6 separate regions of the Homo sapiens genome follow, and regions 1, 2, 3, 4 and 6 are each linked to region 5. The links are chromatin loops, found by intact Hi-C in ENCODE. Cell type or tissue: heart right ventricle. All regions are shown on one strand. Each heading gives the region's core, and the rest is flanking DNA. Links, peaks and the distances in the headings are about the cores only.

Region 1 (4,884 bases), core at 298-4,297, 87 kb before region 5:
TGGGCTGCCTCCCTTCCCACCTATCAAAGCAGTTCATTTCTTAATTTATCCAACAAATACTTAGTGAGAATCTCCTAGGTTCAAGGCATTGGGCTGGACACTGAAACAAAACAAGATATTTAGAAGTGACACAGACACAGCAAGTCCAATATTTCCTATTTTGTTTACAAAGATTCGTGCACATCCAGAAAGAAGCATCACTATAGGTAATCGTATATGTGCTGACCACTACCATGGATTGAGCACTTACTGTGGACCAGAACTCTACCAAGCATTTCCTCTATGCTACTTTATTAATCATTATGGCAACCTTATGAGGAGATATTATCAGCTCCCATTTATAGATGAGGATTTAGAGACAGGGAAAATAAAAGAACTTTTCTGAGGTCACATAGCTGGAAAGTGCAGAGGTGGGTCTGACTGCAGAGCTCTTACTGTTAACCTCTGGGATACACCAGATCCTTAAATCTCTTAGCACTCAGCAGCGGAGGCTGATCCCTGGTTCGGTTAAGGGCCAAATCTTTCTTTGCATCCTCCAGGGGCTGCTCAGCTGACAAACTAGCCAGATGGGACCCAGAGAAAGAGACAGTCCAAGCTTCCCAAGGAGCATGTGGTCCCAAAGGTGGGGCAGAGCTATCTCCCAGGCCACTGCAGGGCACCTCACCCCCTGGAGACCACCCCAGATGCTTCCTTGGAAATTCTGACTTCAGGGTCTTAAATAGTATTGGGGCACTATTTCTGGAAGCACATGTGACAACCAGAAGAGGTTCTGGTTTTCATTCTTAATATAAGGGCCTTGTTTTTAAAATGGAAAACCCAGAGAGCTCAGTGGGTCATGGAGTAGAAACAAGGTTCAAAGGTTGGAGGAGAAGGGCAAAAAAGGAAGCAGAAATTTCAATCCTAGAAAGCTGTTCAGGGGTGCCAAGCCAGACCCTCCAAGATGAAGGAAAAAGATGGAATTTGGGGACAGCATACCCTCTGGAAGATCTCAAGGGATTCTACCTAGCCTAGTTCCAGAGCCAGTTAACAGCCCTTCACCCCGGCCAGCCCTGGATCTTTCTGTCAGTCCCAGTTTGGCCTTTTGGAGCCCTGCAGAAATCAGGCCCACCTGTCTCTCTTGCTGCATACGTGCAATCTTGGAGATGGCAGCCAGTCTCATTCCCTTAGGGAACAGAAGGGGTTTCAAAAAACAGAAAGGATCTCTTTACTTCTCTCTGAGGTCAGGAAACATGCCCCTGTCTGTGATGGGTTTAGGAAAATAATAGCAGTAACTCCCCCGTGCTTTAGTCTCCGAAGCCAATCTAAAGAAATCCAGGCAAAGGATCCAGGGCCTGAAGTAAACCCACACTCAAAAAATTTTCATTAAGAAGAGTTTGCATGTCATAGCAATTGGAAAACCCAGGACATAAAAGCATTTCTTCAATGTCTGTCCGACTACAAAAAGGTAACAAAGTCCCCCTTGAATTTTGGGGGGTTCAGGCTCAGATTCTACTCCTTCATTCCTCTACTGACCTCTGAATTGCAGGCGTCCTGGAAATCCTGTCCCACTTCAAACACCAAGTGGGCCTAAGAGAGTTGATTTTCTGAGCCCAGAGAGATGAAAAATAAATGTCAGTGACTAAGAAAATGCGGGCAGGGTCAAGACAAAATTCAAGGGGGACTTGTACAGTGGAGAAAATTCTTCATGCTGGCAATGCTTTGGCATGCTTTGAAAATTCTTCATGCTGGCAATGCTTCTGATTCAACAGCACACGCACCACAGCATCTGACCATTTCTGTGGTCCACAGGCCATGGCTCCCTGGACAGAGTCCTCGGGGCCCTGAGCCAGCCCGAACTTGGAAGAGAGTTCTTCCTGGCAGTGGGCTGCCGTCTCTGAGCTCTGCAGTCAAAAGCCACATGGGGTCATGGCAAATCCAAGCCTCTTGACCCCTACCTAGAAGCCTCAGCTCCCATCTGGGACTCAAGGAAGACGGGCACTGGGCTTCCGCCACCCTCTCTCTAGCCAGCTCAGATCTCTGTTGCTGGCGGGTACCCAAAGAAGGTCTCTGGTTTGCAGATAAAGGACTTTGTTTGGGTCTCAGGAGTCTCTTAAAGGGTGTTCCCTCAGGTCAAATAACATAACACGTTTTTTTCAGGGAAAGGGGTGTCACCCTGAGCCCAGGGCAGCACACAGCACCCCCATTCCTATCGCCTCCCACTCCTGGGCTAGCACAGGCTGCCTTGGACAGGGTGTGCCTGCCAGGCTCCTGCCCAGTCTCTGCTGGGACACCCGCCTGGCTGGGCTACCCTCCCTCTGACCCTGTGTGTCTTATTTTCTCCAAAGAGCCTTGGACAAGGAAGAGAGATGGTTAGAAATCACTTTTTTCCCAAGCTTGGAAGCTGATGAGGGTAGAGACGATAGAAGGAGGAGGAGAAGTATTTGCATCTCTTCCCTTTACCTCAATTAATCTCTAAATCCAGTTGCGAAAGATGTTCTGAGATGACGTCCCGGTTGTTCTCAGCCTCCTTCACTAGCCCTGAGTCTGAGCCCCGCCCATGAGCCCTACATCAGGAGCCAGCACAAGTCTAGAGCCACCCACTTTCTCAGTGGGAGGAGTCTGGGGACAGAGGAGTCTCTATCCCTCACAAGAGGCTTATTTGATGCTCTTAGATGATTTTTCTCATGGGAAGAACATCTTTCTCCTTTAAGCACCCAGGGGCCCCGGCCCCAGCTCTGCCCTCCCTATACTTCCGTATGCTATTCCCATTTATTTTTAATTTCATCTCAATCTTCTTTTTTTTCCCATCAACTATGATTTGAAATTTATTTTGAGATCAACCCCTGGGGCCAGAGCTAGGAATCAAGTGGTGCTGCTGGACAGTGACCTAGGGACTTAGGTCCCATCAAAGGTGGTGGCTTATTTCTTAAGCTGGTTCCCCTCTAGGATTAGCACAGAGGTGTCTAGTGCAGGCTTCCCAAGACTTTCAAACTAGAAATTTGCAGGTGAGACTGACAAGACAATATGGGTGATCCAGAACTATCACTGAGCCCCAGGAGCATTGGTAGAAAGCCTGCTCCAACAACCACAAACCGGGTTTAAGGCATACCCATACATAGGGCCTTTTCATTTATTCATTGGCCCCCATCAGAGCCCTCTGTTCCAAATGAAGAGCTACCGAGAGCAGGAGCTCCATCTTTATCATGCACTATGCAAATGTGCAAATGTTAATGCTTGCTTGCGGGATGTCTCACCCACACAGGGAATTGCTGCACACCTGCTCACAGGGCCTGTGCTAGGCGTGTGAAGGAGGCACAGCGTGAGAGAGCGAGAATCTCTCCTTCAGGAAGCTCAATCTAGCGGGAGACGCAGGGCCATTCCTGAGCCACTGACAGGAGACAGAGGGGTCTTGGTGCTGTAAGTGAGGGATGAGGAAAGGACAGGGAAGCCAGAGAGGTCTCAGAGGAGTTTCAGGAAGGAATTAGGGAGGAAGTAGAGTGTGATCCATGGGTGTGGTTGGACACGAGGAAAGGGCCATCATGGCAGAGGGGGCAGTGTGAGCAAAGGCCCCTGTGGTGCCAGGTGTGGGGGATGCTGGATCTGAGCGAGGACTGGGGAAGGACAAGAGAATGAGTGTGAAGGGGAAGGCAAGCAGAGCAGCTGAATGCCAAACTGGGACAATAAACTGTTTCCAAATGATAGTGATGTGGGTCCTTGTGACCCTCCCTTAAGGAAGCTGCTCACTGCCTTCCTCTGCATCCCACTCTTGATAGCATCCCAAGCCATCCAAGTCCCCGGGTGAAAGGGGCCCAGCTTTGCAGCCCCAGGGCAGCCAGGTCCACTCAGAGCAGCCCAGAGTGCATACCTGTCTTCTCACCCAAGACACCCGGACGGTGGCAGGCTGGCAGAAATGATACTCCAGGACCCTCCTCCCGGGGAACTAATAGCCCAATAATCCCACAAGAGTCACTACTGTAGAACAGCAAAAAGCCAGCAAAACTGAAAAACAAACAGGGATGCTCTGGCGAGAGCCAAGCTGCTCTTTGGGCCCTCAGATTTGGGGTGTACCTGGACATCGTCTCCTGACTTACTCATTTTGGCACATCACAGAGCACACAGCATTGAGGCCCTCTACCCCACAATGATCCCCACCCACCACCTCCATGTGACAGTTCGGTTTCCTGTTCAAACTATTGAGGCAGCTCCAGCCCAGACCAGAAGGAAGCCGACAACATGGGAGTCTGGTTAGCAGCGCCTTCCACCCAGGCCCACCCCACCTGCCCTGAGCACCGCTATCTCTCTGAGTGATTATGAAGTCAAACGGCTCCCTTCCCTATTGCTGCAAACAAGCCCATGTGGGCTGTGAGACACCCCAGATCCAGGAAGCCCCAGGGCTCAGCTGACAGCTCAATTACCGTGGAGCGTCTACCCCCACCCTCCCTCCACCTCCTCCTCAGCCTTTTATTGCTTTTGGCAGCCTAGCAATGGGGGAGCCTCAAGTCAAGCTTGTTGAAAGTGCAAAAGGAGAGAAAATTGTTCTCATCTGAATAAATAGAGTCAGCTGTTGCCAGAGGGTGACATCTCCCCAGGGTGAGTTCCCCTAGACCAGGCAACCCCGTGTTGGGCTTAGATGGGCACTTGAACACAGGCCAGCGATATCTGGGTGACGCTGGAGAGGGCTGCCAAGTGGATGCTTCGTGGCTTTGGAATGCCCCAGTGGGAGGTAAGGGGGCAGGGGTTAGAAGGATTGGATCAGGAAGGAACACCATAGGTCAGCACACACTGGTCCTTCCACATCAGCAAGGGACGGGGAGGGGACAGTGGGCCCCAGCCACCACAGAACCCACTTCACAAGTTATGTCTCTGACCCCTTAGGCATGGGGCCCATGGGTGGAGTCTCTGACT
Region 2 (4,884 bases), core at 550-4,549, 220 kb before region 5:
ACAGTTCCAAATGTACATGCACCTAATAATACCTAACAATGTCAAAACAAATAAAATAAAAAATGACAGAACCAAAAGGAGAAACAGACAAATTCACAGTGATAGTTAGAAATTTCAGCATCCTTTTCTCAGATATACAAGCATACAGAAAAACATAGAAGATAAATGGAACCACTAACCACTGTCTTAACTGACAGCTATGGAATACTCCATCCAGCAATAGCAGAACACAAATTCTTTTCAAATGCAGACACAACATTCACAAAGAAAGATCATATCTGGGTCAAAAAATAAGGCTCAATAAATTTAAAGGACTTTAAATCATACAAAGCATGTTTTCTGATCATAACAAAATTAAAATAGAAATCAATAACGAAGTATTTGTTTTCTGTTTTCTATTGTTAAATTCTCAAACTTAATCACAAGAAAAATTAGAAAATAGTTTGAACCAAAGCAAAAATAAAAACCTAACATATCAAAATGTGTGTGTTGTTGCCAAAACAGTACTTAGAGTAAAATTCACACTTTTATATATTTGTGTTTGAAAGAGAAGACATATCTCAAATCAATGATCTAAGTTTCCACCTTAAACTAGGAAAGAAGGAGCAAATTAAACACAAAGCATATCTGCAAATTATACCTCAATAAGCTCGACTTTTAAATGATCATATTCTTTGTCCATTTTGCCTTAATAGTTTATATATTAGCTTGTTGTTTTCTGTTGCTTCTATTTTCTTCATGCTGTAGACTCTGTTTTAAATAATATTCTACATTGTCTATGTGGAAAGGCATAATGCGTCAGATGAGACCCTTGTTCTCCTCATGTCTTCAGCGTCATTGACAAAGTAGATAATAACACACAAAGCATGTAAAGAATTTCTGAATTTTATGGTACAAATTATGGTAGTGAATGACCATGTATTAAGCCCTTACCACTTGCCAGTCCTTGCATGTTTGTTGTTTTATTTAATATCTAGGCTGCAGAGAAACCTTATGGGATTTTGATGGTTTAATTTATGATCACAAGAAACTGCCATTTAAACATTCACCTTCTACAGAATTGTTGGGTTCGGTTTATTTTCTCTGTAATAAATGAGAATTTATTTTCATCATGCAAGAACCATCATGAAAAAGCTTCTCATAACTCTTGGGGTGCATGAGATCAACTTGCTTTAATGAATTATGAGATCAAGCAGAATCAGTTTTGAAAATAGCAAAGACATTTAGAGAAGTAGTAAGATGCAGAACAGGGACGGAATTTATGCCACACTCCACGCAAAACAAACTCGGCCACTACTCCTGTGGTCAGGAATCAATATTTCTCATCAGTTCCAAAGTAATGAATGTCTCTTCTCACCTCATGCTCATTGACCTTCATCTGTGGTGAGAACTTTCTTACTGTGAGACTCCAGTTTCCCTTTCTTTGGTTCTGTTTGGGCGACTGCTACCTGGTTTCAACAGTAACCTCCTAGAAAACAGATTGGGTGCTCACCCCAACGTTAATAAATATCATCAGAATAACGAAGGGGAGTAATTTGTCTACTGATGAACTGATTAGAGAAGACGTCACCACTGTCGTGGCTCTTTCCCCAAATTATAGCTAGGTTTAGGAATTATTTTTTCAAAGGGCTACTCTGAATTATGGGGCTGTAATTCCATCCTGAAGGCTATTTGTGGGTCATGCTTCACTTCTTGTGGTTTATGACTTCAACCCCAGCCCTCGATGGAATTATAACCCAACAGTCACAGAGACTGCTATTTATCATCTGTTTATTTTACAACAAAGCATCAAGTATATTTTGGTTTTATGCTCATGGAGAACACAAGAAGGAGAAGGAGGCAGAGGAAGAGGAGGAAGAGATAGAATAGTTTACCCAAAGCTAAAGCCATGTCTCCCCAGCTATAAAAACTGAATATCAGACAACGGTCCAGACATGTTACCTCCACGATGTTAGCAAACATCTGGAAGAATCTTCTATTTGTTACCATGGAAATAAAGTGCCCAAATGATTGTCCTGTGTCTTTTCTCAGCTGGATATTACCGCAGTAGAGCTTAGATTATGGAACTGAGGGGAAGCCATCGTTCTCTTCCTTTCCTTCTTTTGTCCACCCTGTGCCGATAACAAGCTCTCTGGCAGGAGTTGCGAACAGCTGTATCAGAGATCAGGCGGGGTCACTGCACGCTCAGGCAGGCCGCGTGGATTTGTCTGCTGGTCCCTGCAGTGTGCTGGGCGGGACACTCCTTGATCTCTCCATGCTGTCACCGGGTTCTGCAGTACAGTTGGCTCTGAGCCTTTGCAAACATTCTAATTTGATGCATAATTAATATAACAGTGATTCAAGGCCTAGAGGCTTCTGGGACTAATTAGTGACCCGAATCTCCATGGTAGCGCTGCATTCCATTCTTATCAGTGCCGGGAAGAGCTGCACTCTTAGAAATAATCAGTCTCCCACTTATTACTGTGACACAGCCAAGAGGCAAAGATCATCTTTCCATCCAGTGTGCAAAAATTCCATCAGTGTGTAATCACTTCCCAGGAGGACTGAACTTCCCCTGGAAGAGTCTCACTGAATTAGTCCCTCAAGAACATTTACGTTTCCATATGGGCCTGGGGGGATCTTATTGCAGGTGAAGAAATAAAGACAGTCAGCAAGGGCTTGCTGAGCATCCGCAGAATGAACAACATTGTTCCAGGGGCTCGGAGCTGATTCACAGGAAAATAAAAGACTCAGCTTTCTTTTCAAAGCCTTTGCCATGCAATAACGAAACATATAGTAAGAATGAATGACTTGTTACTCCCATTTCTAACATGGTCCCCCACTGTGTCTCTGCAGGCGCATGGCTCCAAGTGTCTCAGTCATCTCTGCAGAGAACCTATTCAAAGTCTAAGTGAGTTCACCCCAGGAAGGAAGTGGCATTGTAGTGGTGCTGCACCCATCTCCCTTCCCTTCTCACTTCCTGTTGCTCCTCAGCCCCCTCAACAGCCACCTTATTTCCAGCTCACTTGCTCAGGCCCCGCAGGATCTAGACAAGCAGCAGCAAACTATGGACTGTGGCCCCAGCCCAGCACAACAGTCCATTTAATTCAGGTATATATCATCCATGGCTACTTTCACACTACAATGGCAGAGTTGAACAAATGTGACAAAGACTGGATGACCCACAATTCTAAAGGATATACTACTTGGCCCTTTGCTGAAAGAGTTTGCAAACCCCCAGTTTAGACCATCAAACACCACCCAGCAGGTGGGGGATCTCAGCTTCAAGTCTTAGATTTTTATAATTCCTTTTGAAGGAGTGGCCACCCCATGAACAATTCCTTCAACAGAATGCATCACTTCCAGCCTCTGCTCATGATCACCCAGACTATGTGCCCATTCTTGACCTTCTCGGAGAGGCTCATTCATAGTTCTCAAGCTTTTATTTAATGAGCATCTGCATGGTACTTGCCACACGCAAGGCACTCCTTTAAACACTAAAATTAACTCATTTTGTTCTTTCAATCACCCCATGAGGTGAATATTATTATTATTAATATCTCCATTTCAGAGATGAGGAAACTAAGGCATGAACAGGTTAAGTTGCCCAGGGTTATATAACTAGTAAGTCACAGAGCCAGGATTTGAACCCAACAGTTTTGCTCTTCAGTCTACATTCTTATTTTTGTCAATACAAACTTGTCTACACAGTATCCTAGGGGAATGTAGGAGGGTCACCTGCCTAGCTATTAGCAACTGGAAAATTCTCATAGAGCATCTAATTTAAAATATATGTGAGTATTGCATCAACTGCATAATAAATATTGATTGTTTTATTGCAAAACAGTCCTAAATTACTTGTTGTGATGATGTACCATACTTATTCTACATCTTCTAGGACCCAAAGGCACACTACTAGACACCCCTGGGGTACAGGGGTGTACCCTCTTTGGTACTCTCCTATTTGGAGAGGCACAGTCCTAGTTTCTTTCTGCAATGGACTAATCTTTGCTACACCTGATTTTGCCCCTCTAACATTCATTTATCTGACCAAGCCTAATGGTCTGAAATTTTCTTTTGTTAGGAGAGGTTGCTCTGTAAATATATTTTAACCCACAGGGTACTCTTAAAAAGAAAATTGTATGCAGAACATATAAAACTGATACCACTTTTAAATTAATTTATTGTAAGCATGCCCACTTTAGACTTCAAAAAATCCTGAAAACCAAAAGATTATACCAATATCTGCCATATGAACTAATTCAGGCCTTTCCTGCATATTTTTAGTGATATTTTATGGAAAATACTTGCTCTATTTATGGAAAACACTTGCTTATTTTCCATATTTTTATGGAAAATACTTGCTCTATTTATACTAGCCAAGAGCTCTCTTATCCATCAGGTGACTGTAGTTAATAACAATGGGTTGTATGTTTCAAATTTTCAGAGAGTAGGTTGTAAGTATTCTCACCACATATAGACACAAAGGTACCTCCAGGAAGTGATGGATATCTTAATTAGCTTGACTGAGGTCATCATTTCACAATGTATCAAAGCATCACATTGTATACCTTGAATATATACAACTTTTATTTGTCATTTGTTTTTCAATAAAGCTGAAAAAGAGAAAAAAAAAAGTGGTCAGCCAAGGAAGCCTCTGAGTTTCTCCAGGACTGTGAAAAATCCTGTACCACCCACCCTCTGGAGCAGCCCAGGACAAGCCTGTTCCCGTCTTTCACATGTGCTGGGATAGTGATCCCATCATCTCCTCTTACGTCTCTTACCCAGGATAAATAAAGCTAGTTTCTATTATTATTCTTCCAAGGATGAGCTTCCACATTTTTTCACACATCTTGATTAAAAGGGGTACTCAGAACTGTTTATTTTGGTTTAATGCTCATGGAG
Region 3 (4,884 bases), core at 621-4,620, 130 kb before region 5:
CTCCATACCAGTTATTGCTGTATAACAAGCCAGCCCAGTGATTTATCAGCTCACAAATCTATACATAATTAAGTTGGGTTGAGCTGAGCAGTTCTTCTCCTAGTCTCTCCTGAATCATTCATGCAGCTCTAGTCAGCTGGAGGATCAGCTGGGGGCTGGCTGGTCTAAGATGGCATCATCTGCCCTCCTGGCAGTTGGTGCTAGCTGCTGCCTACGCTTTATGCCTCTAGCTGCTCTGTGGGGGAGGAAGGGTCTGCAGCAGCAAGAGAAGGCAAGTCCCAATGCACAAGCACCTGGCAAGCCTCATGTCCCATCACATTTGCTAACATCACGTTCACCAAAACTAGCTCCCTGGCCAAGCCCAGTTTGAAGGAGTGAAGTAAGCCTCCACTTCATGGTGGCAGAAACAGCAAACTTGCCGTGCACAGGACATGCACACGGGGATGGGAGGAATCTGTGGTCATATTTAACAATCTATCACGCCATCCTAATTCTGAGTCCACAGAGGATGAAGTTGAGATTGGAACATGTCATGTATCTGCATGTTGTTAAGCTGTGAAGCATCAGAGGAAGGACTCTGGTCTTTGGAGTGAGTCAGAGAAACTTGGGATCAAAGCCTAGCTTCACTGCTTGCTTACTGTGACACCAAACATACCACTTAATCTGAGTCCATTTCCTCATTGGTAAAATGGTGGTGGTGTTATCTACTGCCCAGAGTGGAGTGCCTGACACAGTACCTGCCACAGAGGTCATCGAGGGTCTCAACTTCCACCCGCAGTTATCTGTGGCTCCGCGGATGAGTATGTTTCATGGTCAGCAACTCTAATGGGGCGAGAGTGCAGGGGCTTGGCTTTTCTGAGCAAGGAGTTTAGTGTCTGATAAATAGCAACACACTCATCTCCTATGTGCAGCTTCTCACATCAAAACCCACATGCCATGTGGAACTGTTTGGGCTCGGAGGGCCTGAATGCCTGAGGGCCCTCTAGACTTCAGTCTCTGAGAGGCCCCAACTCACACCACCCAGGAAGGAGAGAAGTGGGGCAATCGGGCGAGGGGCATTAACCTCTTAAACGCTGACTTTCTCCATTGTCCAGTCTTACAGATTGGGCCGTCAAGAAACTGTGTCCACACAGAAAGGGGTTTGGCAGAGGGAGAGGCCTGATCTTGTCTAGATTCTATTAAGGGGCTTGCACACAGACATTCAGCTTTGGAGCTAACCACAAGAAGGGCACTTGGAGGGCTCATGCCGGGCAACGGTGAATTTGCCAGAAAACTGGAAGTCACAGAGCACTAGCATTTGAGAAAGAAGGGTTCAGAGATACACAGCTGTGGCTCCCAAGCACAGAAAAGAACCTAAGCAGGGTCGGCCGTGGCTTGTGGCAGCCAGCAGTGAGAATCCTAAGAATACTCCACAGCCAGCATGTAAATGTGCTTGCTGGCAAGAGGCACACTCATCATTAAAGTGCTTTGGGGACATTAGAAGATATGTTTATGTAAGGCTCTGAGTGGTTCTTGGATGCAACACCAGGGCCTTAAAATGGCATGTCTGTGACAGGGGTTGTGTGCTTGTTGCATCAACAACCAAGATCTGGAGACGTTAGGCACAACAGTTTCTTAGTAAGTACACCAGAGGTGCAGTCTCAAAAATTTTAGGCATTTGAATGGAAAAAACCCAGTTGCCCAAATTGCTGAAGTGGTTGGGTTGACTGATTTATTTAGGTTTCCCAGTTTTACCCCTAGAAGCTCCCACAGCTCAAGAAATCCCTCAGCCCATGCAAACCAGGATGTTGGTCACCCTAAAGGCCGATAGCTCCTAGTTACCAGCAGTCAACCATCCAAGAGCTAATTTAATCCTGGACACTCAATGAGTTGCTTTAAGGATCTTGTGGCAGCAATAAATTAAACAATGAAAGAAAGACCACCTTGTGCTGTGTCTAGATTGGGCCTCACCTGGCATATTAGCCCCCCAGAGCAAATAGTGTGTGTGTGTGTGTGTGTCTGTGTGTCTTTGTGTGTGCACATGCATGCGTGCACTCACAGCAGCGTTGGGGGGATTTATTTTAAGGAATGGACTCACAGGACAGTGGAGACTGGCAAGTCCTAAAGCTACAGGATGGGCTGGCATTCTGGAGACTGAGGAAAAGTCGATGTTGCAGTCTTGTTTCTGAAGGTCGTCTGGAGGCTGAGATTCCTCTTCCTTGGGGATGTCAGTGTGTTTGCTCTTAAGGCTTTCACAGGATTGGATGAGGTCCACCCATATTTTCATGTGATCTACTCAGTCTAGTGATTTAAATGTTAATCTCATCTGAGAAATATCTTCACAGCAACATTCAGATGTGCTTGACAAAATAGCTGAGTATGGTGGTCTAGCCACATTGACACAGAAAAATTAACCATCACACTTGGGCAAAAGCTAGTCAAGCCAAGAAATATATGCAGTGCTGTGCCTGGTAGCAACTTGGATTCTGGTGGAAGAGCCTAGGAAGGAGGCCCCTCAGGAACTAGAGGAGATGCTGACATCCAGGTGCATACGACCTACCCTAGCTGAGAACCTGGAGGCTTCCCATCCGGTCTCTTCCGGACCAGAAGTACAGCAAGGCTGGGGCTGACGGCTCGGCCAGGGCCATTCTCAGTTTGCTTTATGATGTTTGGAAGTCACAGCAACATGGAATGAGAGCACCGATATCTCATCGCCTCCCTAAACTGTGGGAGGAATTGGAAAGCAGCAACTCTGGCCTCCGTGAAAGTTCTGGGTGTGCTAGAGTTCCCTGGCTCCGGCGGCAGCAGTGCCAAGAGGACAGGCAAGCCTGTCAAATAGCTCAACAGAGCTCAGATAGTGGCCGGGCCTTCTTCCTTCTAGCTAAGATTAGGCCTGGATCAATTAAAACTGATACGTATTCATGATTTTAAAGTATTTAAAATATTACAGCTGTAATATCCTGCAAACCATAGAATCTCAGCACTGGGCGGAACTTCGAGTTCCTCTGCTTACTGTGTCCAGCTGTAGCCTTTATTAAAAACGGACTGCAATGAGCCAGAGGCAGCAGTATGGCTTCACTGGCTCTGATCACCCCGTTGTGTATTAGGAACAGTCTACATTAAAGGAACTTGAATTCTTTCAAGGGATTCTAGTTGCTCCTGCCTGTCGCCATGGTGTTTCTTTCTTTTTTTTTTTTTTTTTTTTTGAGATGGAGTCTCTCCCTGTTGCCCAGGCTGGAGTGCGGTGGCACGATCTCGGCTCACTGCAACCTCTGCCTCCTGGGTTCAAGCGATTCTCCTGCCTCAGCCTCCCGAGTAACTGGGATTACAGGTGTGTGTCACCATGCCTGGCTCATTTTTTTTGTATTTTTAGTAGAGACGGGGTTTCACCATGTGGGCCAAGTTGGTCTCAAACTGCTGACCTCAGGCGACCCACCCACCTTGGCCTCCCAATCACACTGGGATTACAGTCATGAGCCACCATGCCCATGGTGTTTCTTTTACTTGAGTCTTTTACTGTGGTCGTCCTCCCCTGTCGGTGTTTCACCTAGGCTCCCATTAGAGCACACAGACCCAGAGCCTGGGGGAGGAAGGGAGGTAAGGGAATGGGGAAGGCAGAGCCTAAGATGAACAGAGGTAGGAAGCAGTAGGAAAAATCAGGGCAGAAATAAAAAAGCATGGGGTGGATTGCAGTGGAGCAGACAATGAGAGGAGAAGCAGATAGCCAGGACCAACCACAAAGAGAGAGAAAACTGGGAAAGAAGGGACCAAGAATAAGGGAGAAGGGGCAAAGATCAGCCACAGGCAGGTGAGGAGGTGGGAACCTGATGTGAGGGAGCTTGGGCCAGAAATGGGGTACACGAAGGAGTGGGGTACATGCCAGTGGACTCGTTAGATGACCAGGGACAACAAAGAGTTTGGCAGCTTGACTTCAGGTGAAAGCATAGTGATGTGGTTTGGAAGTTTGTCCTCTCCAAATCTCATGCTGAAATGTGGCCCCCAGTGTTGGAGGTGAGGCCTGGTGGGAGGTGTCTAGATCATGCGAGTGGGTCCCTCACGAATGGCTTGGTGCCCCCCTCACAGGAATGAGTGAGCTCTCACTGTTCGCATGAGAGCTGGGGGTTTTGAAGAGCCTGGAACTTCCTCCTCTCTCTTGCTCCCTCTCTTACCATGTGACACACCTGCTCCCCTTCACCTTCCACTGGGAATAAAGCTTCCTGAGGCCTCCCCAGAAGCCAAGTGATGCTGCTGCCATGCTTGTACAGCCTGCAGAACCATGAGCCAAATCAACCTCTTTTCTTTCTAAATCACCCACTCTCAGGCATTCCTTTATGGCAATGCAAAATGGACTAATCCACGTAGCTGGCTCCATTCTCCCTGCTCCTGCCCCAGACAGGCCATCCCAGTTCCTGGAAGCTGCCGTGGTCAAATCCCATACCAGTGGAACAAGTTGATTTTTCTTCCTCTAAGACAATAAAGTAAAACTTTGCCCAGTTTTGATGAGCTTTTCATATTCTCCTAACAAATAGCCCCTGCCAACACCACCCAGGAGACACAACGTCTCCCAATGTTAAGTCTCCTGTACTTAGGATTCCTCCCTAAGATAAATGAAAACATACCCACATATCTTCCCAAAACATATTCTGTCATTCGTTCATATCAGCAAACAAGCCACAGAAATTCTGCAAACCCTCTGAAAAACATGCTTACCCAGCATTTTCCCCAGCAGACACAAAGCTCACTCCTGCTGACATAAACACACACACACACACACACACACACACACACACACGCTTTCCTGAACATTGCACAACTAACCAGTTGCTCATCCTTTGTGGAGACATAATATTTTAAGGATGCTCCTGACAGCCCACGAGGGAGTCACTGCTGTGGCCTGTGATGGTG
Region 4 (4,884 bases), core at 332-4,331, 59 kb before region 5:
TCACTTCCCAGTCCAAAAAGAGTCAAAGGTCTTCAGTGCTTAATGTACAAATATCTTGAATCTGATGCAAGGTCCTCTGTGATCTTTCTGTCTCTGTCATCACTTCCCCTAAGGTCAGCATATGTAGTGAAAAAGGATCTGGATGAGGGGTCATGGGCAGCGGTTCTAATCCACCCTACCATGCTTAGTCATAAAACCTTGGACAAGCCAGCTGAAATTTCTGGACCTAATATTCTCAACAGTAAAATGAGGAAATTGAGCTTGATGATCTGTGACGTCTCTCCCAATTCTAACATTCTTTTCTTTTTGAAATGGAGTCTTGCTCTGTCACCCAGGCTGGAGAGCAGTGGCCCAATCTTGGCTCACTGCAACCTCTGCCTCTTGGGTTCAAGCAATTCTCCTGCCTCAGCCTCCCAAGTATCTGGGATTACAGGCGCACACCACCATGCCCAGCTAATTTTTTGTATTTTTAGTAGAGACGGGGTTTCACCATGTTGGCCAAGATGGTCTCCATCTCTTGACCTTGTGATCTGCCCTCCTCGGCCTCCCAAAGTGCTGGGATTACAAGCATGAGCCACCGCGCCTGGCCAAAAATTACCTCTTCTACCAAAATGTCACTGGCTCACAAACATTCCTCTTACTTTCCTACCCTTGCTCTTCTGAAGATGTGTTTTTCTTATTTAGATGGACTTTCTTTCCTCTCACCCAAATCACAAACATCTTTCCTGACACCCCCTGAAACCCTATCTCTCGGTAAAGCTTGTCTGAGCTATCGCAAATTAAATGTCACCTTCTTCTGCCTCAGCTCCATCACAGGCATGGTACTCATCACATGTGACTCCAATTGTTATTACTTGGTGTATATGTGCCCTGCTTGTCGAACTACATAGTCAGCTTCATGCTGTAAGGTGGGAATACCCTTGTACACAGCAGGCAACCCGCACACGGGTGATGACTGGTTTCAGATGGTAAGAGCACCAGACCAGCAGTAGGACACCTGGGTCCTAGTCTCTACTGACCTTAAGCGTCTCACCTCTCTGCCTCTTAGCTTTCTCATCTGTAAAATCAGTGCTTTGAACTAGGTTACTAGCTCATCTCTGAGGTCCCTCCCAGAGCTGTGGTTTTCTGATAAAGAATGATATCAGAATGATTTTCTGATAAAAACTTCTTGGCGTTTCAGTTTTCCTTAGATTTTTTCAAAGCCTTTTTTCTTATTCTTGGGGCCTCAGCAATGGAAGTTGGAACTTTCAGATAAGGAATATCAGTCTCTCTCACCCAGCCCAGGCCATCTCTGGAATGCAATTGGGAGTTCAGCTGTAATGAAGACTGCGATGTGAATTTCCAGTTCATCTCAGCTAGCTGGATTATTCTTCAGGAGCAGACTGTTTACCCACAAAAGATGGGCTGTTTGGCATGAAAGGCTTCTCACTGTATTCTTTACACTTAACACCACCTACTGTTAGCCACAACTCCAATGCCAGCATCCTAAGGACAGGAGTTTAATAAAGTTTTAGAATATTTCCCTTCACAGATGGGCTAGAGACCAAGTCGAGATCACAGGCTCTTACACAGAAACCAGCATTGAGTTCCTGTTGGTGTTTCTAGAAACATAATTATTTCTGTAGTTACTGGTTTCAGTTAAGGCTGGGAAGATGCCTGAGACCTTTAAAAACATTGACATCTTAATCCAGAAAATAGAAGAAAAACAGATCCTCACAGTGGCAAATTTCATCTCCTGGTAGGACTGTCACAGTAATGCAATTATTGCCTGCAATTACCAAAGAATTAATAAACTTATCCTTATTCTCCAATTTGGCACCACATATTCACACACACACACACACACACACACACACACACACCCCAGCCCTCACCACATTCCAACAGTGGCTTCATTATTATATCATTTTAGGCAAGACACCACACTGTGTCAAGATTTTAAAGACATTAGCAAAATGTGCCATGGGGGAAAAGGCAATAGGATGAAACAAGAATTTCTTCTCTAAATGCCTAATTGTGTGCTGAGTCATCCGCCTTCACCCTTTCCCACCCTCGGGAATAACAACTGCTGTCGTCTATTGAGTGCTTAAGGGACTCCAGTCTGGGAGACTGGGCTGAGAACTTCAATGCACACATCTTTCAGTTAACCCTCATGGGAGGTAGGCACTGTTATTGTCCCCTTCTAGAGATGGGAACTGAGGTTTAAAGAGGGCTCAGAGCCCAGAATCACAGAATAAGTAGCACAGCCGGGCGTCAGACTCAGATCTCTGTGGCTCCAGAGCCCATGGTGATAGCCACCTTGAAATACAGCCATATTCATATCTTTTTGGCCTCACAGGGTGTCCTAATTCATTTCATTTGTTTGGATAAGTACAGATGGCTAGGATCACCCTAAGCTTGTCTTAAGTAGTTTCTCAGCTATTCCTGGGAACTTAGCAAGAAATGATAGCCAAGGTTCCTCAAGGCCACGTAGGAATATGAAGTTTGAATCCTTTCTTGATTTAGGGGGAAAGATTACTTCCCAGGACTAATACCTGCCTATTCCCACTTCCCTGCCTGGTCCCCACGATGAAAAGGAAAGAGAGCACTGAGTATCTAGAGTGGGATGGGAAACTGGGCCCAAGCCAGCAGGTTTAAATACCTTCTGTCTGTACAGCATCCTGTGAAGTGATAAAGGGAGGCGTGGCTGGGAAGGGGGTGAATCATCTCACCAAATGTTCTTTTGTCTGCAGAATGAATGTGGCCATTAATGCTGCTCAGCCTTCCTCTTCCAGAAAACAATGGAACTCGACTGAATCACTGACTCCCTTTCAGGCATCTCCTTTTGGCTGTCTGACCCAGCCCCCTAATTGAGACTCAAGCTGTTGTCCCTGGCTCAGCAATCGGCACCCATGCCAGTCCAGAGAATGGATCTGGTCCCATAGCCTGTGGCTATCTATGGTGCTCTGAGCTAACCCTTTGATGAAGAAACCAGAAAACCAAGATTTCATGCTCTGGTAGGGCAACATCTCATGGCATAGGACAGACAGTGCTACCTTTTAGATACCCCAGGTTCCCACATTAATACCCGACACCCTGTGGGAACAGGGTAGTCCTGAATTGAGATTTAAAGCCCAAGTAGAAATCTTCATTTTGGCCTCCCAAGACAAGGCCTCTAAGTATTTTGATCAGAGTTATCAGTGCTGACAGGCAAGTGATGCTTCTACTCCTATCCAACTACTGCTCCTTAAGTGGGTCCTGCCTCGGGAATCTTAGAAGGCTTGGTGGGAATGTGATTAGTGAGGCAGGCCTTGGGCATTTCTGGGTCCCTCCCTTCCTGTGACCCCCATCAACATGTCATCACAGACTTACCTAGCACCCAGGATGACATTGTAGAGAAAATATGGTTTTTAATGACTAAGCCAAAAAGTAATTCAGAAAAGTGGGACTCCAAATGTGAGAAAGTTTTAGGAATACTTTATTCAATCTATTTTACTCAAAGTTTCCTTTCTTAGGCATGTACAATTTTTTAAAAACTTATGTGTAAGTAAGTCTAGAAGGGCATTTTAAAGACCTTTTTTAAAGAAAACTGTTGAGCAGTGAGAGGAAAAGACCTTAATTCATAGTTGTTATGGTCTGAATGTTTTTGTACCCCCCAAAATTTATATGTTGAAACTTAATCCCCAATGGGATAGTATTAGAATGTAGAGCCTTTGGGAGGTGATTAGGTTTTGAGGGTGATGCCCTCATTAATGGGATTAGTGCTTTATAAAAGAGACCCCAAAGTGCTGCTTCCATCATCTGAGGACATAGCTAGAGGGCTCCATATATGAGCCAGGGAGCCAGAGAGAAGGCACTGACTGTGAAGCAGAAAGCAAATCTCCACCACACACCCAACCCGCTGGCACCTGAGCTTGGACTTCCCACCCTCTAGAACTGTAAGAAATAAATGTCTTTGTTCATAAGTCATCCAGTCTAAGGCATTTTGTTATAGCAGCCTGAATGGACTAAGACAATATCTTAGCTTAAAATCACGCAGCCAGGCAATGACAGAACCAAGACAGGAATCAAGGACCCATCCCCGGTGCCGGGATCATTTTGCTGTGGCTCCAGTGCCCTGCAGGCTGGCATTGAGCCACATCAGGTGTCCCCTCAATGCTGCCATCTGCTTGGAGCTCTGCTGGAACACTTCCACCCTCTGCCAGCATGACCAGCATGACCCACCCCCACACCCCAGCACAGGGGACAATGAATTTCTATGAAGACATCAAATACACTTCTACTTCCTTCTCAGGTGACCACTGAGTGTGCATGAAAAGAAGCCAGCCAGCTGCCTGAACATGGCAAAGGAGACTCAGCCACCTGGCCCAGCCGTCAGAGCTTGAGGCCTCGGTTCCCATTCCCTTCCTAGGAAAGTGTGAGCCACAAGCCACATGGGGACTTGGCAGTGGAAGCAGATCTCACTGGGCAAACAGAAGAGAAGGCAGAGGAGAGTGGGAGGCGGAAGTCCTCGTGTCTCCAACTGTTGGAGGGCCTCTCGGAGAGGGAAGGAGGCCCAAAGATCTCAGCTGAAGCCAGGACTAGAACTTTGCAAGGCTGACCTTGGCACCTGGACCCAAGGCTGTAGCTGTAACTCTTAGGCTTGCCCAGGACATGTTTCTATCATGAAAATCTTTGGAGATCTTCACCAGATTTTTTGGTGGCTTAAGAAATATTAGGGGAAGGGGCCTAGTGAACAGATTATTGCCTTTGAGCCCGTGGTTGCTGGGAATTACCAGGTTTCTATTAAAAGTTTTGGTAGTCAGAGCGAAGATGTGAGGAGGCTGCTTCATTGTTCAGAGACCCTGGAAATAAACTCTTGAAAGCCATGGGAACTGGGATGGTGGAAGGATGCTGCATTTTGCA
Region 5 (4,884 bases), core at 275-4,274:
AAGGCCCCATTCAGGAGGAAAAGTTCACTCTACCAATTAACTTTTTTTTTGAGACTGAGTCTCACTCACTGTGTTGCCCAGGCTGGAGTGCAGTGGTGCGGTCTTGGCTCCCTGCAACCTCCGCCTCCCGGGTTCAAGCGATTCTCCTGCCTCAGCCTCCTGAGTAGCTGAGATTACAGATCATTAACTTATCTCATTTTTTAGAAACTCACACTCAAGATCTACTTCTCCAGAATCCAGGTGCAGCAGCCAGGAAACCATTTAGTTCTCTGAATATACTTGTGTTTGTCTCTCTCACCAGAAATAGCAAACCTACCCACTGTGGGCTCACACCCAGCAACCTCCACATAATCTGACCAGCTTCTACTTCTTTAATATTTAGCTCAGGTACCATCAACTCCAGGAAGCACTTGCTGGCCTTTCAAGGGTGTATGGGAGGCTCTTTCTCTACGCTCTCCAAATGCCCCCCATACTAGCATTGTTGCACTTACCCCGGGGCACTGCATCCCATACGTGTCTGTCCCCTTAAGTAGACCATGGGCTCCTTAGCAGCCGGCACTGTGTCATATACCAACACTCGGAGCAGCAAGTGCACACAGCAAGTGTTCAATAAGTGTGGGTGAAATAAATGAATGAATCAGGTAGGACTGGGATTTATTCCCAGATGTGAAGTGACTCTGCCTCTGAGACCACATCTGCCAAAAGAGGAAACAGGGAAGAATGATGGCAAAGGTCCCTTCCAACCCCAAGACTTTGTGAGTCACTGAAGTTTTCCCTCGTGAGTCCTGCATAACAATAATCACAGTTAACATGCACCCAACAGGCCGGCCACCGAGCTGCTGAGCACAGAATCGGAGTTGTCTCATTCAAGCCTCTCAGCCCCTACCAGCGTGTTTGTGGGGGGCTGTGCGGCAGCCACGTGCTCAATCTCACGGGTGACTACGAGGGGGCTGGTTAAGAGTGCCGACCAACATGAACAAGAGGCAGCCAAGGCAAGGGAGAAGAAAAGGGCCGAGATTGGCTGTGGTCTTTCTGCAAGAAGGGACTTGAGGAACAAGCCAGGGAGAAATAGGAAGGGAGGTTACAGTTGCTGAATGCTCACCCAGTGCATCCTCACAAAACGCCAAGCACTATCATGTATGCCATACCCGCTTTACCTGGAGGAAAACCAAGGCTCAGAGAAGTTTAGGACCTGCCAAATGGAGGCAGTGCTCAAAAGCATGTGTCTGCTGGATTCCTGAGCCTGGCTCATTTCTACACCCCAGCATGGTTGAGGTCTGACTCTGGGGATCAGTCCTCCATATGCCCCTGCCCCTCTGATCCAAACCCTCAGAAGTGTGTCCAATAGTGTCCCAAGCTTGTTCTCCTAAAAGAAGCAAGGGACATGTAACCCCAGTGAAATCACAGTCAGTCCCCTCACAGCTCACAATTTCTGAGGGACTTCTAATGCTCTCGAGACTAACCCCCGAAGTTGTGAATCTGCATTGGCCAGGAAAAGCACTCAGGACTTGGAGTCCAAGACCCTGACTGCAGGGCCCCAGTTAACTAATTGTTGGCTGGTGATCTTGGGACTTTGAAAAGAATGCAGCATTAAACACTAGTACATACCATCATTATGAAGAAGATGAGAACTCTGGCTTTAATGTAGAGTCAGAGATGATCTGGCCCCAGATGCTGATCCTTCTAAGTACATCAACAGCTTTCAAAAGGGACAGCATGTCTCAACTCAGCCTGACAACCTCTCCAAGACTTGCTGGCCTGTTTATTTGTTCCAAGCATCTGTTGGGCTAGAGCAACACAGCCAGAGCTGGGAGACAGGCATCCCTCTGCTTGCAAACCCCACCATCAGCTGGACAGATGGGCCAGAGGGCAGGACACACAGGAGAAAGGATGCTAAACAAGACACAGATAGCAGCTGACCCAGGCAATCAGACTCCACGTGCCAGAGGTTAAGCAGTGTTACAGACAGCTCCTTCCTCTCCCCCTCACCATGCCTGTGCTGACCCCGCTGGCAGAGAACTGGTGGCTGAGACGGCATCACTGCTGGGAAAGAGACTGGCTGAAACCCCCACCCCCACCTCCTATACCTTTCCCTCCCTCCTGCTGTCCCTCTGTCCCCTCACTGGCTGGATTCAGCCCTGCTGTCATCAGGAGGGCCTGGAGCCTGGCCGACAGTCAGCTGATAGGAGCCGTGACTCAGCCTTCTCTGACGTAAGGCGGGAGGGCCTGGGCTGGATCCTCCGGGAGCCACTCTGCTCCCTGGGCCAGCCCTGGGCCGACCTGAAATGAGGTGCTTTGCTCTCCCTCACTTCCACTCCCTGGGCAGTTCTGCTCTCTTACTTAGACTACCTCCCACTGCCCTCCCACTCCCCAGCCCCAACACGATGCAGACACAATTTGGGAACACTAGTCTTTACAAGATAATGCATTTTCTGTGAAGCCTCGCCTGACTCGCTGAAGCGGAGTTAAATACAGTCATACCTTAGTATCTGCAGCGGTCTGGACCAGGATACCAAAATCCGCAGGACCCCCCAGATACCAAAATCCACAGGTGCTCAAGAACTCAGCCCTGTGAACCTTCATATGGAAACAATCTGCCCTCTGCATCCATGAGCTCTGCATGCCAAGAATACTGTATTTTAGATCTGCCAATGGTTGAATCCATGAATGGGGAACCCCATGGACACAGAGAGCTGACTCTATTCATATATGTAATCTCGTCTTGCACCCTGTACCCACCTCTGTTGAGAGACTGTATGGGGGAGTAATTAAGAAATAGAGGCTGGGTGCAGTGGCTCAAGCCTGTAATCCTAGCACTTTGGGAGGCCAAGTGGATCCCTTGAGCCCAGAGGTTTGAGACCAGCCTGGGCAATGTAGTGAGACCCCATATCTGTTAATTCTTAAAAATAAAAATTAATTAATTAATAAAAGAAATGAACCCTGGAGTAAGAGTGCCTGGGTTCAAGTCCAGCTATGCCACTTATTAGCAGAGGTTGTTGCAGAGATTATCTGAATTGGTAGATGTCAAGGACAATGGCAAAGCACTTGAAGATTACATATGTATTCTATATGACATATACCCAAGTACTGTATATATAATGTATATCTTACGTATGTCTCTCCAAGTGCTTTGCCATTGTCCTTGTTAGGGTTTGGATTTATGTCCCCACCCAAATCTCATGCTGAATTGTAATCCCCAGTGTTGGAGGAGGGGCCTCGTGGGAGGTAATTAGGTCATGGGGGCAGACTTCCCCTTTACTGTTCTCCTGATAGTGAGTTCTCACAAGATCTGGTTGTTTAAAAGTGGGTGCCACTTCCCACTTCACACTCTTCCTCCTTCTGGCCATATAAGACATGCCTGCTCCCTCTTCACCTCCTGCCATGATTGTAAGTTTCCTGAGGCCTCCCCAGCCATGCTTCTCATACAGCCCACAGAACCATGAGCCAATTAAACCTCTTTTCTTTATAAATTACCCAGTCTCAGGTAGTCCTTTATAGCCATGTGAGAATTTTATATATATATATATATATATACACCATTTATATATATACCATATATATATATATGTATATATACACATACACACACACACATATATATACACATATATATAGCTCCAAGGATATTATATCAATAGTATATAAACTATTGATTTTTTCAGCATGAATAAATGAAGATGCTATCATATCATATGATCATCTGTCTATTTGTCTGCATTCTCCACTAGACAGTGAGCTCTTTTAGAGCAGGGATCATGACTTCTATTTTACATATCTCTTAAGTCAGTGTTTAGGATACAGCAGACACTCAAAAACTAACTGATGAATGAATAAATACCAAAATTCTGGGTCACCCTACCCAGCACATATACAATCAACTGAGGCAGAAAAGTCCAACTCACCACTCACCCCTCCCCAGTCTTTTTAATTTCCCAGCAGAATCCCAAGTGGAACGTTCCAGGAGAGGCCTGGCTTTAATTTTAAGAGATAAAGACAGCCAAGTGCTGGATAAATGCCTTATCCTGGTTTTCAAACCCTTTTCTCCTTATTCCCCAAGACTCCCACGTCTGCCTTCCTCCCTGACGCCTCCCAGGCAACACCCAAGCTGTCCTGTGCTCCACCCCGAGTAGCCCTCCTTTCCCACACAGCTTGTGACACCACTGCCCACCCCCAGGGATACAGAGGAAACCAGCCACCTCCAAGGCCAGGCAGGCGGTGCCATTCCCACAGCCATCACCCATAATCCTTCAACACCAACCAGCTCCGCTGGAAGCAGCCCAAAGGCCTCTAATGCTGAGAGTGACATCCAAACCAGAGCTTTCCGTGAGTGTGAGGCTGGAAAGACCACACACAGAAGACGTGCACAGGCCTCCACCCAGGCCTCACACAGACACCCAGATCGCTACACCTCACACACCATGATACACACAACAGTCCCTCTCGGGATATCCTGCCGCCTCCACCCCAGACAAAAACAATGCTGTTAAGTACATGGCCCACTTAACAGTCTTTTTCTGAGCCTGCAGAACCTTCCATCCACTCACCATCACATTCAGATGCGTTGTGCTATAGCAGAAGGGAGAGACCAGGCCTCACACAGACACCCAGATCGCTACACCTCACACACCATGATACACACAACAGTCCCTCTCGGGGTATCCTGCTGCCTCCACCCCAGACAAAAACAATGCTGTTAAGTACATGGCCCACTTAACAGTCTTTTTCTGAGCCTGCAGAACCTTCCATCCACTCGCCATCACACTCAGACGCGTTGTGCTATAGCAGAAGGGAGAGACCGGAGCCTAAAGCAGGAATGTGACCTTCAGGTTGCATAACCCCCTGGAAAGATGGGGAAACCCAAGTGCACGCTAAATGTCAAGTACT
Region 6 (4,884 bases), core at 281-4,280, 130 kb before region 5:
GAGCTGCATTTAGCCTAGGGATAATTTTTCCCACTATTGAGGTAAGACACTTCTTAGAATTGTAGCTGATGCCCCTTAAATCGGGTTTTCAACTGTGGCTTTTGGAAACAGACTGTCTGTAACATTCGGTTACTGTTTCCTCTAATCCTCTCAAGGTGATTCTTTCCCCAGCCTTGGATAATTTCTCACATGCATGGCCTGATTCACGCTCAACGGAGTACTTGACAGGAATCTCCTGAATATCTCTGGAATTCTCTCTGCCTGGATCTCTCATTTATGGTGGTTGTTCTGTGGAAATTCTAGCTGCCTTGGCTTCCCTGGACTCCTAATTTTGTCTTCCCAACTCAAGGAAACATCTGATTCTTACCTGCACTGTGACCTGAATATTTTTTGCAGGTTGCAAGCTGGAGTAATCACAGGGCTCCCCTCCTACTTTTCCTTTGTCACTTGATGGTCAATGTCCTGAGTGTCATTGTTTCATACATTTTGTCCAGTGCTGTAGTTGGGTCAAGTGTGAGGGTAAATCCAATCCCCATTACTCCATCTTGACTGGAAGTGGAAGACGCTTAGTTACTTTTTATATCTCAACTCTTTAAGGAACCTTCTCCCTTTCTTGCCAGATCATGTCTGATGTCCCCAGCTGTGCACATCATGGAACCCTGTATTTTTTCCTCTGGGTTAATTATAACAACGGTAAGTAAATAATTTGTACAAATTGTTGAAGTGAGACAAATTTGCAGTCTTCCTCCTCCCATTTGAGGGAAACTAAAAACAACATAATTTAATCAGAACTGTAATTATTTCCCAAATTATAAATAGAATAACCATTAAAAACTGAAGTTACTGTGGTGTGATTCTTCCAGGCTTGATCAGAACAGGAAAGAGCCTGGGGCCCTTTCACCCACTAATGAGGTCCTATCATTCCCAAGGGACTAAGCCAGAAAGGCCTGCTAATACAGAAATATTATTTTTCCATCATGGGATTTAACTATCTGGACACTAAGAAAAGCTTATGTTTATCTTAGAGTGATATCTTTAGCTAACATACCACTTAAGTCGGGAACCAGCAGGTCACAATTTCACTGGTAGGTACAGGATCTACTTACACACTCACTCATGGGCTGTGTAGCCTGAGAAACTTAGAGTCAGTGAACATCTGTGCTCATCTAGTTAATGCTAATTGAGACTGAAGATTGAAAGGAAGAACCTAGAGCCTCAGCCAGTGGAGGAAATGTATTTTTCCAGAGAAAACATTTGAGAGGTGGCAGATTGAGAGGCTTAAAGAAGAAATACACATGAATATAAAAGTGAACCTGACAGCCAGGTCGGAGAAGGATGTCTTCCTTGTGAAGGCCCAAGATAAAGTCTCTTTCCTTTGTGTAATAAAATAGGAAGTTCTAAGTACAGTTTCAGGCTTTGTCCTTTTGAGTTGGAATGTTTCCTTCTGAGATCACCACAACTCTTCCATAAGGAACGTCACGTATGTACCACAACCCATTGTGTTGCGTGGGGAAAGGAGTGCTCCTCTGTATTCCTTTCTTGGATCCAGTGGAGAAGTGGGCTGCAGCTCCATAGGCAGGTTTGGATGCTGGGCCATTCACGGCTGTCAACAATAGAGAGGCTTATGACCCTGTAGGCCCCGGAGAAGATATTGCAGAGACATACTCCAAATCTCTTAATTGCCTTATAGTTTATGGAATACTACCATTTGAAGGAAAAGAAGTGGTTGCAACAACACCTGAACTACCTTTTTTAATATTTTCCCCCAAATAGACTATGTGTTCTGATATGGCAAAGACTGCCTGTCTTATTTGTAATGATATCCCCAGCTGTTATTTCAGTGTCTGGTATGTTAGAGGAACTTAGAAAATATGGGATGGATGCATGAATCTAAGTGTTAACCAGAAAATTCTCATACCCTCTAACAAATTTGGACAATGAACACAACAGGGACAGAACATGAAACCCAGGTCTAGCTTTCTAGTTCTAGACCATTTACTCTCCTTGTTAGCTGGGCTTTAGGAAGCAGAATTGGAAGATGAAAAGATGATCCTTCATGCAACTTAGGGACTCTTCCCAGCACATTTTGCTGCATTTCTCTGCCAAACCCTAAAGCCCCAAGACTCCTCTTAGCTCAGTAACACCTGTGCATTTCCTTAAATCCATTTCCAGAGTTGATAAATATACAAGGCAGAACAGAGTGGTGCAGCTCAAGGAAGTAAGCATGAGGATAATGGGTCCCTGTGCCCTGGAAATCTGGCACCAGTGGACTGTGTTAATTAGGTGCAAAGAAGCCATCTGGTCAATTTAGTTTTAATCTCATCAAGTTTTTTGAAAAACATTTGCCAGTGATGGGGCGTGAAGGGAAAATTTAAAAATAGTATAATTAGATGTGATGCCAGGAAGTCCTTGTCACGTGCCATCCAAGAGCAAAGAAGGAAAATGAAGAAGAAATTGCAAATACAATTAAATAAATACACCAAAATAAATGATAACAAAGCCAAGCAGACCTTGGCCTCAGTCCCTGCATTCTTCTAGGCAGTTCACTGCACTCTGTGTGCCGAGTTGCTTGGCAGGCTTTGCTTAGCTGGGCTGGGTTCAGCAGTGCTCAGGAATGTGAGTGGGAAGAGGTCGCCAGGCACCATTGCCCTGGCAGAGTGTCACTGAGTGTCACTGAGAGGGTGGAAGGGGTGGGACTGATATAAACCAGGCAGTGTCCTGCTGTCTGTGCACCCTGTACTGTGCTAGGTGTACCTGACCACCAAGACACAGTTACTCTCCACCTCTCTCCCCCGGGAGGAAAAAAGCTGCAGGGAGCATCTCTAAAGCTGAGCTTGTCTACCTGAATTATTCCATACCTAATGACCACTATTCAGCAAGTGCCTTGCATTCTCTAATCCCTGAAAACGTATGCAAAAAAAAAAAAAAAGTTTTACGTAGATGCCAGATTCTTGCATTTAATGGGGCAGCACCAGGAAGTACTAGAGATCCTTAACTTCAAGAGCAGGGGTCACTTTAAGATCTGCTGCCAGGCCAGGTCCAAATTCACAGCATCAAATCTTCAAAGACGGAACCAAGAGGGATCCCCTCTATTGCTCTACCCAGAAATACATTCAGAACCAAAGCTACCGAGTCAATGGCAAGTTACCAGTTTCTCTCTACTTCTTCTGTTCTGCAGCTGAGGCATTATCTATAGAACGTGTTTCTACAGCACAATAGTGCCAGCCTTAGAGTCCAAAGGCATGGGTCTGTGTCTAGATCCATGACTAGCTGAATCCACTGGCAGGTCACTGAAAGTCTATGAGCTTCAATTTGTTCATATATAAAACAAGATATATTTTCTCACCATTCTAAATGATAAACTGGCAAACATCTGTATGTTAGGTGTTATTATTGTTAAAGCTCTTGGAAACATACTGGAAGTACTCAAAGAAAGTATGTAGCAACTGCTGTGCCCTGGCTCAGTGTCAGGAGCATGAGTTCTGTTGCCTCATTCTGGGTGATTTGCTTCACTTCTCTGAGCTTCTATTGCTTCATCTGTAAAATGAGAGGGTGGGACTAGATTTCATACCAGTCTAGGCTTATCTGAGGCCCCTTACAACACCAGCTTCCCAGTGTACATAAAAGCTCATCTTGGGAAGACTGACTTACAACCCCAAAGACTGTATGCCCATAGCTCAGAATCTCCACATCTAGATGGGGGTTGGCAAACTACAAACTGCTGGGCCAAAGCCAATCCAACTGCCAGTGTTTGTGAATAAAGTTTTATTGAAACACAGCCATGCTCATTCATTTACTGCTGCCTACAGCTGCCCTCATGCTACGACAGCAGTGTAGTAGTTCGGTTAGTAACCACATGAAAGCCAGGCCTAAAATATTTACTGTCTTTCCCTTTATAGAAAGTTCACCATCCCTTGTTGTAGATGGTTGCTGGGTGATTTCAGCAAAAATATCAAACCACGTCTTACTTTCTTTTTTAAAAAAGTACGAAACATGGATAATCTGAGATACGTTGATGCTTTCTTTGGACAATCTAAGACACTGCTTAGGTGCATTAACATCACATAATAATAACAACAATAAACCTACTCAATCAACAGGTCTATTATTGGGAGGGAAGGGACATTTATACCTTTGGCATTGTTTTTACCAGACAGAAAACTTAATTAGACAAGGGTTTTATTCATAAGAAATAAGGCCTATGTTACATTCATAAGGATAAGGGGAATACAAACTTCTCTTAAAAACTAGATGAGCAGGCCGGGGGCGGTGGCTCATGCCTGTAATCCCAGCACTGTGGGAGGCCAAGGCGGGCAGATCACGAGGTCAGGAGATCGAGAGCATCCTGGCTAACACGGTGAAACCTTGTCTCTATTAAAAATTAATCAGGTGTGGTGGCGTGGTGGCGGGCACCTGTAGTCCCAGCTATGCAGGAGGCTGAGGCAGGAGAATCGCGTGAACCTGGGAGGCGGAGCTTGCAGGGAGCAGAGATCACGCCACTGCACTCCAGCCTGGGCGACAGAGGGAGACTCCGTCTCAAAAAAAAAAAAAAAAAAAAAAAACTAGATGAGCAGAGGGCAGAATGAGTATGGGAGAAATTAATCTTTATTCTTATAGACAAATCAACTCTACCCTGGAGTGGAAGTTCTTCATCATTTTCTAGCTCATCTCATCCTCGTTCATGGGGAAATCAGAGTCTATCTTCCTGTCACTCCCACTATCCTCTCCTCCCCAAAACCCAGCAAAAACCGCTGAACCCAGAGCTTAACGGAAAGAAGGAAAAACAGTGAATTCTTGCAAGGTCTGAGGCTCTAGAATGTGCAAGGCCCAACAATGAGCGAGAGAACTAATCCATTATCCCATTATCCTATAGAGGGGCAATGA

The links. Hi-C counts contacts between places; a loop is a spot of excess contacts. Peaks named below come from ENCODE experiments on the same cell type or tissue, not always from the same donor. Only the 100,000 strongest peaks of a DNase experiment are listed, where the experiment ranks them.
Region 1: it touches region 5 in a loop (2.7-fold over the local background); 13 of 110 quality-filtered maps call a loop at or near these places.
Region 2: a loop joins it to region 5, with 3 times the contacts of the local background. A loop is called at or near these places in 4 of 110 quality-filtered maps.
Region 3: it touches region 5 in a loop (1.9-fold over the local background); 15 of 110 quality-filtered maps call a loop at or near these places.
Region 4: a loop joins it to region 5, with 5 times the contacts of the local background. A loop is called at or near these places in 6 of 110 quality-filtered maps.
Region 6: it touches region 5 in a loop (4-fold over the local background); 14 of 110 quality-filtered maps call a loop at or near these places.

The regions. Positions count from the first base shown.
Region 1 is chr11:130,606,875-130,611,758 of GRCh38, reverse strand. No RefSeq gene overlaps it. Among named protein-coding and RNA genes, the nearest start is that of MIR8052, 57 kb to the left of the region's middle. In heart right ventricle, for the core only: no CTCF peak of the experiment used is centred there; DNase peaks (open chromatin) are centred at 1,848, 2,168 and 2,538; H3K27ac peaks cover 3,899 bases.
Region 2 is chr11:130,735,651-130,740,534 of GRCh38, reverse strand. LOC105369575 (a long non-coding RNA gene) reads right to left here. Exons shown (of 4, transcript XR_007062954.1): 4 at 1,154-4,884. Among named protein-coding and RNA genes, the nearest start is that of LINC02873, 65 kb to the right of the region's middle. In heart right ventricle, for the core only: no CTCF peak of the experiment used is centred there; a DNase peak (open chromatin) is centred at 2,204; H3K27ac peaks cover 2,019 bases.
Region 3 is chr11:130,646,584-130,651,467 of GRCh38, reverse strand. No RefSeq gene overlaps it. Among named protein-coding and RNA genes, the nearest start is that of MIR8052, 18 kb to the left of the region's middle. In heart right ventricle, for the core only: no CTCF peak of the experiment used is centred there; a DNase peak (open chromatin) is centred at 2,717; H3K27ac peaks cover 2,743 bases.
Region 4 is chr11:130,578,447-130,583,330 of GRCh38, reverse strand. No RefSeq gene overlaps it. Among named protein-coding and RNA genes, the nearest start is that of MIR8052, 86 kb to the left of the region's middle. In heart right ventricle, for the core only: no CTCF peak of the experiment used is centred there; DNase peaks (open chromatin) are centred at 2,140, 2,770 and 4,160; H3K27ac peaks cover 2,919 bases.
Region 5 is chr11:130,519,714-130,524,597 of GRCh38, reverse strand. It overlaps LOC105369574 (a long non-coding RNA gene), which reads right to left and starts at 2,131. Exons shown (of 5, transcript XR_007062953.1): 1 at 1,990-2,131. RefSeq lists enhancers at 1,059-1,686, 4,209-4,710. In heart right ventricle, for the core only: no CTCF peak of the experiment used is centred there; DNase peaks (open chromatin) are centred at 1,493, 1,857, 2,187, 4,251 and 1 weaker place; H3K27ac peaks cover 4,000 bases.
Region 6 is chr11:130,651,768-130,656,651 of GRCh38, reverse strand. No RefSeq gene overlaps it. Among named protein-coding and RNA genes, the nearest start is that of MIR8052, 13 kb to the left of the region's middle. In heart right ventricle, for the core only: no CTCF peak of the experiment used is centred there; DNase peaks (open chromatin) are centred at 2,611 and 3,455; H3K27ac peaks cover 3,729 bases.